3 separate regions of the Mus musculus genome follow, and regions 1 and 3 are each linked to region 2. Evidence: chromatin contacts called from ENCODE POLR2A ChIA-PET data. All regions are on one chromosome and are shown on one strand. Each heading gives the region's core, a stretch centred on a gene start or an enhancer-like site at or near the end of the contact. The rest is flanking DNA. Distances are from core to core; before and after follow the strand shown.

Region 1 (3,607 bases), core at 449-2,948, 72 kb before region 2:
CCAGGTTTGCTTGGCATTGTGCCCAAAGTCACAGTGCTCCTATGGGAATGGTAAGGAGGACCAGATGGATATGTGTGAGCTAAGCCTTTCCTTGTATCAAGCCAAGCATTGAGCATAGAGACCATTACCTTGCAGTTAGGCATGGGCCCAGCCAGTAAGCCACAAGCCAGTGAGCCGCAGGCCCAGACCACACATTTGATCCACATAGTAGTTTTCAGAAGTCAGAATCAGTTGAAGGTTTTTGTTATTGTTTGTTTTCAACATTTATTTAGTTTATATGTATGCATGTTTTGCCTGCATGTGTAACTGTGTGCCACATGTATACCTGGTGCCCATGGAGGCCAGAAGAGAGTATCAGATGCCCTGAAACTGGAATTTTAGAAGGTTTCAGGCTACCATGTCCTCTGCTGGGAATCTAACCCAGGTCCTCTGAATGAAAAGCCAGTGTCCTTAACCACTGAGCCATCTCTCCAGCCCCCAGTCACTTGCTTATAACACTAGGTCTTAAGTGGCCCAGGCTGGTCTTGACTTTACTAAGTAGTTGAGGATGGACTTGAACTACTGCTATTGGTGGCTCCTCCTGAGCTGAGATTACGGGCATGTGTGGATAACACACTTGGTTTCTAGGGTGTCAGAGATGGAAGCTGGGGCTTCCTGGCATGCTGGCTAAGCAATTGACCAACTGAGCCATGCCTCTAGCTCCAAGAATCAGATGAAGTTTAAATGCCTTGCCCAAGGTCACAGGGCTAAGACACACCGGTTCCAGAATCTATTATATTTTCAGTTCTTTGCACCTCATGACCTTGGATTGGTCACCTAACCTGTTTACAGCTCCATTTCCTAATCTGTGAAATGGGGGTGATCACGACACCTGCCTTGGGTGTGTTAGGAGGCTTCAGAAAATGACCGGCTTGATCCCATCAGTGCATGGCTGGTGTTGGTATTGTTGACATTATAGCATGAGACCTCCCACGGGGTCATGAGTTGGCCACTCCTTGTTGCAAGAGAACCAGATCCCGTGGGAGCCCCTTTGCCCGCCCAGCTGCTCCTAAAACTCGGTGCAGGTGCCTGGGAAAGTTTACAGTGGAATCAAGGGAACAAAGACTCCAGGTGCTCAGATGGCCAATGCGTGGCTGGCTGGAGGCCAGTTTCCTGCTCAGATTGCTCATGCTCAGGCTCAGGGAATTCACCCTTCTTCCGTGCCCCTGCCTCTGCCAACTGAGGGCTGAGGGCTAGGCTTGGGAACACAGGGCAGGATCCAGCTTGGACCATGTACTTCCTTTCTGGGATCAGTCTCATTGGTTGAAGCAGGAGGTCCTGGGGCATAGAAGAACCCTTGCAGGTTCTCCTTTCTGCTCAGTGGCCTTGGGAAGACTCTGGGGATTGGCTTTGGAGCTAGAGACCAGGGCTCTGCGGCTGGAATCAGAGATGATGCTTCAATGCCAGCTGGAGAATGGAGCATGAGGGTGCCCTAGGGCAAGCCAGCCAGGCTCTGTGTGGCTTGGTTTTCCTACTGTTTAGTTGGAGGGTTGAGTGTGGTTGTGGCTAATGACTGTGCCAGGCTGGCAAATTCCCTTATGTTCTGCACAAAGCCTCCAGGAAAGGAAACTTCCAACCCCAGTGGAGCACAAACTCGCTCAAATCTGAAAGGTCCTTCAAGCCTGCTGCAAGTCCCAGCCTGCTCCCTGCCCCCAATCTCTACCCCTGCCCCACCCTAATGGGCTCCTAGCCATCAGTCTGCACCATGCTCACGTGGTCAGAGTGGTCACATGCCCTGGGATTTTTTTTACTCTCTGTCCCCTTCTCCGGAACACTTGGTGCCCCAGGTCTTCCTGCGGCTGTCCTTCTCGCTACGCCGCTCAAGCGAGTTCTTGGGTGTTAACCTCTTTTATTTACTTACTTTTTAATTTATTTATTTATTTTTGAGACAGGGTTTCTCTGTGCAGCCCTGGCTGTCCTGGAACTCTGTAGACCAACCTGGCCTCGAACTCAGAGATCAGCCTGCTCTGCCTCTGCCTCTGCCTCTGCCTCTGCCTCTGCCTTCTGAGTGCGGGGGTTACAAGGCAGGCACCAGCAAAGCCACCTGTCTGATGCTCCTCACTCTCCATGCTTGCCGAGGGTCCATGTTCATGCTCAACAATTGTGGCAGTGCCAGCTGTGCCCACCCAAAGCCCAGCTAGCCTTCCGGCTGCTGCCTGCCCTCTCCCGGGAATCTCAGCTCATCAATGTCTGCTTCTCTGTTCTTTGTTATCTCTGGTGCCTCAGCAGTGCCTGGCAGCATAGGTATCCAGATACTTGCAGATCTCTGTAGTCTCCACCCGGAATCTAGTTTTAATGCTGACCCCCTCGTCTCCAACGCTGTGGGCAGGGGCCTGGAGCCATGACATGAAAGCTTTGTGGGTGTGAACCTGGGTTTCCAAATCACTTTCACAGGAGGAGTCTCATCAGTGCCTCATAGTAGCTCTGTTAGACAGGTAGGGCTGGATCATAAACTCCACTTCACACATAAGAAAATGGAAGCACCCAGAGGCTTATAGAACTTACCCAAGCCCCCTGGCCACTGGTTACTACTGGCCTCAGGTAACCAAGGGTCAGGAGTTAGGAAGCCATTCCCAGGATAGCAAGCCAGACATACGAGTAACTGAAGAACAGTCCACACGTTAAAGCCACTTTCCATCAGGTCACAATATAGAACTAATATATTTAGAATGACTTGAAGAGGAATAAGTATTCTGGCCTGAACTTTTCTGAGCTAAAACATGTTTTTTTAATAGATTAAAGAAAAAAAGGCAGCCTTAAGGGTCTGAGAAGAGACTGCCTCCCAGACTCCCTTGGACACAGAAATCTGCAGACTCTCAAGCCGATTACATAAAATACGGAGTATTTGTACAGCACTTGCACACATATGCTCACATACTTGAGATTGTCTCCAGATAACTTATAACACCCGATTAGATGTAAATCTGGCGGGGTGGAACACACCTGTAATCTCAGGAGTCAGAAGGCCGAGGCAGAAAGATCATAAGTTCAAGACCGGTATAGACCACATAAAGAGACCCTGTTTCAAACCCAAAGGAAAGCAAACCCACTATAAAACTTGGGGAACAAAATTCCTTCTGCAGACCTTTCCTTTTTGGGGGGGACGGAGGGTTTTTCTGCGTAGCCCTGGCTATCCTGGAACTCCCTCTATAGACCAGACTGACCTCAAACTCAGAGATCCACCTGCCTCTGCCTCCCAAGGGCTGGGATCAAAGGTGTCTACCTGCCACCACCGCCTGGCTCCTTTTGCTGGTTTGTAATCAAGACAAACTGGAGAGAGGGGGAGAGCTCCGCAGCGGCTAAAGGACATGAAGGAGACAAGGGGGGAAGGCAGTCACAGCTCTGTATGACAATTCACGCCTTTAGCTCCAGTGATTGGGAATCGGAATAGGATTGTCATGGGTTTTAGACCAGCCTGGGCTATATAGTGAGATTTAGTCTAGCCTGGGCTGCAGAGTGAGACCCTGTCTCAAAAGAAGCAAACCTATTAGTCTTGGAGTCAGAGGCTAAGAAAGCAGACAGGACTTTCCCCTGGTTGCAGGGGGCCAAGTCTTCGGCTTTGGCTGGG
Region 2 (3,359 bases), core at 592-3,091:
CTCTCTATCCAGAGGCAGTCCTTTCTCCTGTAGGACAAATACTCCTTCCACCTCTCCATTGTTCCCTTCCCCTTCTTCCTGTCTTCGAACTCATGTCTTTGTTATTTCTTGCCCTCTGTCCCTCTAAGGCAATAAATCTCCTTTGTGCTAAGAACTTGGTCTGGGGGTCCTGAGCTGCGACTTTCCCTTTCAGTGTCAGGCATTCTTTGCAACAGTCCTGGCAGGAAAAAGATAACTCTAGAGACATCTGTGCCTGTCCCTTTGGCTATTGAACTACAGAAACAATGTCCCCCGAGAAATTGGAATTCCCCGGCAATCTCGTGTTGTGAGAAGGATGAATTGAAGCCTGTTGTCTACTTAGGAGAAAATGTCTACCAGGAAGAGATTTTACACAGACGGCTCTGGTAACTTGTCAGAAGATCACCTTTCATGAGACTAGAGCTGAGACAATGAAGGAGAGACTCCATCTTGCCCAGGACTGCTGCTTAATTTTACATACCCTTGCCCTTTATTTAAATATAAACCTCACATCAGCTGGACATGAAGATTGACTTAAAGATGGGGGGAGGAGCGGTCATGTCCATTCTTAGCTTTTTTTTTTTCCCAGTATGGCCACATTGGATACATTTCGTTTCTCTGCTTTTCAATATTGTCCCTTTCCTTGGCCTACTGAGGACAGGTAGCACAGCCTAGCTGGTTAGGACTGCCTGTGTGGGCCAAGTACCTGGACTCTAACATTACAGTAACAAAAACACATGTTACCTCCACTCCAGAGACTCCTCTCAGCCACCACCTCTTTCCCAGTAGAATTTCATTGTGGGGCTAGGAACCTAACTCAAGCGCTCTGGCCAGCAAATCACTTATAGTGTGCTTTATAGTCAAGTTCTCAGAACTCTCTGAACCTGATTCCTTGATCTGTAACCTCCTCCTGAAGTAATGTGTGGATCACTCAGGAGCTACTGGGCAGAGTAAGGGTTCAGTAAACGTTAACGGTTACTGAATTAAACAGGTAAAGTTGGGATTGGAGCGAGCCACGTACAAGACCTCTTGGTTTTGCCAGAGGGCAAAGTCCGCAAAGAGTCACAGCAGTTCCTTTTAGAAGCGAGCAGGAAGCTCGGCAGTGAGGAGGCTAGAGGAGCTCAAACAGTTCAACTTTTCCTGGATACACAGAAGTGTTTGCGTGGTGCAAAGGTGAGGCTCTGGAGCGGGTGGGACTTGCACTCTGAGCCTCCGACTCCAGATCCAGTGATCCTGACATCCCAGAAGCACAGCCCCACCCTCGGAGGTGAGACGTCCAATCCGTATCCCGCGAGAAAAGTACCCGCAAAGCCCTCCCCTGGCAATCCCGAGTTGGAGGACCGGGGTCAGGGCAGCACTCACAGGAGGATCTCCTGCTTGGTCAGGAACGTCAGGTCCTGAAAGGCAAATCCAGACAAGGGTCTGCAAGCCGCCCGAAAGCCACGGCCGCCCCGCCACCTGTTCCCCGAACCCCACTCCCCTGCGCGGGCTCGCACGCGAGCTCCGCGAGAACTGGCGCCCCGCGCACCTGGTACTCGGCCAGCAGCTCCTTAGACAGGCGACTGCCCGAACCTCCCATCGCCGCGGTGCGCGCACAGCTAGGCCAACTCTCCCCGGGACGCCGGCAACTTTCTCACTTCCGTCCTCGGGGCCGCGTCCCCGCCCAGTCCCCGTAGCAACCGCTGCCTGGCCTCCGCCCCCGGGCCCGCCCCTGCCTACAGTGCCCCGCCACCCTTAGCGCCGCTCAGCGGGCCGGCTCCCGGCTCCCCGCGGGCCCAGGAGAGCTGGAGGGAGGGCCCGGGGAGGAGCCGGACGCATCGGGGCGGGGCCCAGGCCTCGTGGCCCCGCCTTCTAGTGGGCGGGGCGGAACGAGCCATGCGCACGTGATGCAGACTGCGCCTGCGTCGCGGTCTTCACGCGTTTGCTGAGTTCCGGGACCCGTCTGTGCACTGAGCCTTGAGATGCATCCGCCTCACCTAAATCAAGTGCAGAAGACCCCAGCTCTGGGTGGAGGCGGGTAACCTCCATACTCGCTCCCGGGCTGGAGGAGATCCGGTGCCCCTCTGCGGATAGGGTCAGTCCTAGACTGTCTCACGGGACAAGAGCTGCAGCCTCTGCCACCGTGCCAATTCTTCCAGAAGAAGCTTAGCTTCCTCTTGAAGTGGCTCTTGAAGGTGTTTACTGGATTGTGCAGTTATCGCCCATTCGTGGAACAGTTAGCAAGGTAGGCTTCCATTTTACAAACAGGTTCAATTTCAGTGATGTGTCCGGACTCCGGTATTTAGAGGTCAGTTCTGTCCACAGGTCCCTCCTGCTGTTTTATCGTCACAGCTGGGGTGCCTCCTTTGATTCCTCCCACAAATTGCGAGCTTCCAGCTGTAGGAACCAAGATTTGCCCTTCTCTCCTCTCAAATAATAATCAGATGCAAGTATGAACATATTTACACTGTGTGAAAAAGTGAAGATTCCAAGCTTCCGGAGGAGGAAATGTGGATTTTGTGATCTGGGTGGTCAACTTGGTTGGATCTGGAGTCAAGGAGAAGGGAAACAGCTTGACACTCCTGTGAGGGATTTTCTTTTTTCTTTTTTTTTTTTTTTTTTGCTTCGTCACCTGGCACAACAGGGCCAAGTCAATTACAATTTATTTGAGAATATTTTAACTTCGTACTGGACTGGTATTCATTCCTAGAGAAGTCTGGTCCTTCATCCGGCCAGTCCAGCTAGATGTTCCATACCCTCTGGGTAGGAGACTGTAAACCTTGCTTCTCATGCTTCTTTCTCTCTGCTCCTTCTTTAGCCTCCAGGAGAGGTGCAGGCTCTACCGCAAAGCCCAGGGGCTATGGCTTGCTTTCCTGGTCCACTCAGGGTCTTACCTCATAGAAACCCCTGAGCAGAGGGATTTTCTTGATCAGTTTATTTGAAGTGCGAAAATCTACTGCGGCAGTGCGCTCAGGTGGCAACCCGTACCAAACGGAAACGGAAGATGGCTTTTGGCCTGTTTGCCTTGGCTTGCTGATAAGTCTCTATCCTGTACCTGCCACTAAGGATTTCCTTTAATGACATTAGAATCATAGTGTTCCAGCTGCCAACTCAGATTGAAGACCAACAGCTCTCTAGGAACCCAGCACCGGCTTGGGACTGCAGAGATGCATCCTTGGGGACAGCTGCCGCTGTTGATCAGCCCAGACAATACTGAGTAAACCAATTTAATAAATCCCCTCTTAGTAAATATTCATCAGTTCTGCTCCTCGAGAGCAGTAATTCTCACCTTCCTAATGCTGGGACCCTTTAATTCAGTTCTTCACATTGTGGTGACCCCCAGCCATAAAATTATTTTTGTT
Region 3 (3,526 bases), core at 237-2,736, 92 kb before region 2:
CCAGAGAGATTGTTAGGGGACTAAGCTGCAGCAAAGGTCTGCCCACTGCTGGAGGACGATGGTGAGGTCAGCCAGGCAGTGGTGGAAGCACAGGGATTCCAGCACCCAGAGACAGAGGCTGATTTCTGTGAGTTCGAGGCCAGCCTGGTCTACAGAGTGAGTTCCCAGACAGGCAGGGCTACACAGAGAAACCCTGTCTTGGAAAACCGGGGGGTAGGGTGGGGGAGCAAATGAACTATAGAAGAGAAAGAGAGCACCCAAAGACTGAGTGACAGCTAACCCATGGACCTCCTAAAAACAGGAACAGCAGGAGGGTGGGCTGGAAATTCCCAGCACAAATCCTCAAGGGTGATGGGGCAGCCAGCAATTGTGTTGTGGCCTCCAGGGGCCTTCACCCTGTAACTATCACAGTGGGGCCACAAGGGGCCCCGACACAGGCAAGGGGAAAGTAAACCAAGCTATGTGGATCTCAGCAACAGTGACAGTTGTGGAAAGCTACCAGTGAGGAACTGTCAAATGATCGGAGTGTTTTGATTTTCAGCTGTATTGAGCTGTAGTGGACAAGAAGTTTGTGTGTGTTTAAAGGGTACAACAACATGCCTCTAATGCCTGCACTTGAGAGACACAAACAGGAGGATTGCCATGACTTCCTGGCCAGTCCCAGTTACATAGTGAGTTCCTGGTGAGAGTGAGATTCTGTCTGTAACAAACAAAAAAATAAAAATGGAGATCAATAAGCCGGACACGGTAGCACACACCTTTAATCCCAGGACTCAGGAGGAGGAAGCAGGCAGATCTCTGTGAATTCAAGGCCAAGTTCCAGCCCAACCTGAGTTCCTTGGTGAGACCCTGACTCAAAACCAAACCAAACCAAACCAAAAAGCAGCACACAGACAAAAACACCAGGGGCCTAGCAGTTAAGAGCACCTCTGCTCTTCCAAAGGAGAAAAGCCTGGTTCCCAGCACCCATGCCAAGCCAAGCCAAGCCAGTGTAACCCCAGCTCCTATGGAGCAAATGTCCTCTTCTGACCTATGAGGCCAACTACACTTAAGTGTATAGACACAACATGCATGTGCATGCACTCGCGCACACACACACACACACTGAAAATAAATCTTGGGGAGAAAAAAAAAAAAAAAAAACGCCAAAACTTTCCAGGACAATAGTTATCAGAAAGTAAGGGAGCCAGATGCAGTAGTTCTCTGAATTTGAGGCCAGTTTTGTCTATGGAGTGAGTCCCAGGGCAGCCAGGAATACTTAGAGAAATCCTGTTTTGAAGAAAGAAGAGGGGGGGGGGAGAGAGAGAGAGAGAGAGAGAGAGAGAGAGAGAGAGAGAGAGAGAGAGCAAGAGCTCGTGAGAGAGCTCATTACATTTTCATTACATTTTTTGCATTTAGGACGGTAGAAAAACCAGTGTTGAGGGCCGAGAGCCAGAAGGTGGCAGTGTCTACCCAGGGAGGGGCGGGCTCCTTCATCTTCCCAGGCCAGAGCTGCCCCACATCAGTTCTTGCAAAAATCCCAGCCTACCAAGTCCTACCCCTCGGTGGCCTCACCTTCCTCTGCCTGGTAGAACAAAACGCTATGACAAAGGCCCAGGTAGTGTGGCTGCCCGCTGGGTTTTAAGATCCAACAAGAGTCTCTCCCATGAGCAGAGGTGATCCGGAGTCCTGCCACTGGATCCGAGCTGACCTCCCAGCACCTGCAGGTTCCCCAGGCCGACCCTGGCTCCCAGCTCATCCTAAACTCAGTTATTTCCTCTCTTTAGGTGAGGCACAGCTTTGGCTGAAAACTTAAGCAACAGAAGCAAACCAACCCCAGTGTGGGGTCATCACGCTTTTCATTCAGCGTTGAAGAATGAAATTATGTCATCTGCAGGGAAACGGATGGAACTAAAGATCACTGTTAACAACAAGGAAAACAAGCAAGCAAACAAACAGACTTCCAAGCAGATATGGTTCTAGCCTGCAATCCTAGCACTTGGGAACCAGAAGGAGGCTCAGAAGTTCAAGGTCAGCTTCGCCTTTAAGTTGAGTTTAAGGCCAACTTGAGATGTGTAAGGAAGCTGACCCTCCCCCGCCCCCAACACACACACAAACACACCTAAACTGACATCTTGTTTTCTCTCCTGTGCAGAATACATATATAATGACAGTAGAAGAGGTGATATATGAGGGGAGGCAGGACCTAAAGCGGGGCGGGGCAAGAGATAATAACGAACATCGAGAAACAAATATGGACGTTTTCTCTCACATGTGAAACCTAGATTTAATTCTGTGTGTGCACAGGACACGGAAGCAGAAAGGCAACAGTTCGTGTGGAGGAAGAGGACAAATTGGAGGAGGGAGAAGAATGAGAGCAAAGAACCAGAATGGATGTGTGTCTGTGTATGTGTGCATGCATGGATGTGTGTGTATGTATGTGTGAAAATGTCATAATTACTTTGTATGATAATTTAAAAAAATTTAATGTTTCAATAGTAAAGTATATGTTATATGTATTTTATTTTATTTATTTGGTTGTTCCTTTTTAAAAGAGGTTTTATTTATTTTGTGTATGAGTATTTCATCCCCATGCATGTGTGTGTACCACATGAGTGCTTGGTGCCCTGGGACATCAGAACAGGGCATCAGATTTGCTGGAACCAGAGTTACAGGTGGTTGTGAGCCACCATGTGGGTGCTGGGACTCAAATTCCCTATTTATTTGGTTTTTCGAGACAGTTTCTTTCTCTGTGTAGCCCTAGCTGTCCTGGAGCTCACTCTGTAGACCAGGCTGGGCTTGAACTCAGATCTACCTGCCTCTGGCTCAGGAGTGCTGAGATTAAAGGCGTGTGGTATGTAACAATGCTCGTTTGCTTGTTTGTTTGTTTGTTGGGTCTGGGTTGTTTGTTTGTTTGTTTGTTTGTTTTTGAGATAGGGTCTCACTTTGTAGCAGCTCTGGATGACCTGGTATCCTGGTATTCACCATGTAGTTCAGGCTGGCCTTGAACTTATAATAGGCTGTCCACCTGTCTAATCCACTTGTCTTTTACTCTGGAGTTCAGGAATTAAAGGTAATTGCCACGATACCTGCCTGCTATGTATATTTGCACAGTTAAAACAACAACAAAAATAGTCATCCAAAACTCATAGCTAATTGGAGCTAGAGAGATGGCTCAATGGTTAAAAGCAACACACATACACACACATACATGGCAGGTGGCGGGCTGGAGAGATGCTTCCGTGGTTAAGAGCACTGATTGTTTTTCCAGAGGTCCTGAGTTCAATTCCCAGAAACCACATGGTGGCTCACAACCATCTGTAATGAGATCTGATACCCTCTTCTGGTGTGTCTGAAGACAGCTACAGTATATATAATAAATTTAAAAGGCTAGGAATGGTAATATATGCCTTTAATCTCAGCACATGGGAAAGTGAGGCAGATGGACTTCTATGAGTTCAAGACCAGGCAGGGCTACATAGTTAAGTTTGAGGATAGTCAAGATTACAAATTGAGAGCCAGTCTGGAAGGGGTGGTTGGGGGCAGG

What was found. ChIA-PET counts read pairs that join two places held with the same protein, here RNA polymerase II (POLR2A).
Region 1: POLR2A ChIA-PET joins it to region 2 with 25 read pairs in Patski. The contact joins the enhancer-like site here to the promoter of Cib1 in region 2. POLR2A ChIA-PET finds 5 or more read pairs at or near these places in 5 of 5 experiments (Patski and embryonic stem cell).
Region 3: POLR2A ChIA-PET joins it to region 2 with 10 read pairs in Patski. The contact joins the enhancer-like site here to the promoter of Cib1 in region 2. POLR2A ChIA-PET finds 5 or more read pairs at or near these places in 4 of 5 experiments (Patski and embryonic stem cell).

What each region holds. Positions count from the first base shown.
Region 1 is chr7:80,159,358-80,162,964 of GRCm38, forward strand. No RefSeq gene overlaps it. Among named protein-coding and RNA genes, the nearest start is that of Gm45202, 6.2 kb to the left of the region's middle. Within about 2 kb of position 1,699, at least 1 of the 3 ENCODE cell types and tissues checked has a DNase peak (open chromatin) inside an H3K27ac peak, as active enhancers do.
Region 2 is chr7:80,230,964-80,234,322 of GRCm38, forward strand. It overlaps Cib1 (calcium and integrin binding 1 (calmyrin)), which reads right to left and starts at 1,842. Exons shown (of 7, transcript NM_011870.5): 1 at 1,547-1,842; 2 at 1,381-1,415. The coding sequence starts at 1,597. It overlaps Gdpgp1 (GDP-D-glucose phosphorylase 1), which reads left to right and starts at 1,930. Exons shown (of 2, transcript NM_178752.3): 1 at 1,930-2,242.
Region 3 is chr7:80,139,530-80,143,055 of GRCm38, forward strand. No RefSeq gene overlaps it. Among named protein-coding and RNA genes, the nearest start is that of Gm45202, 14 kb to the right of the region's middle. Within about 2 kb of position 1,487, at least 1 of the 3 ENCODE cell types and tissues checked has a DNase peak (open chromatin) inside an H3K27ac peak, as active enhancers do.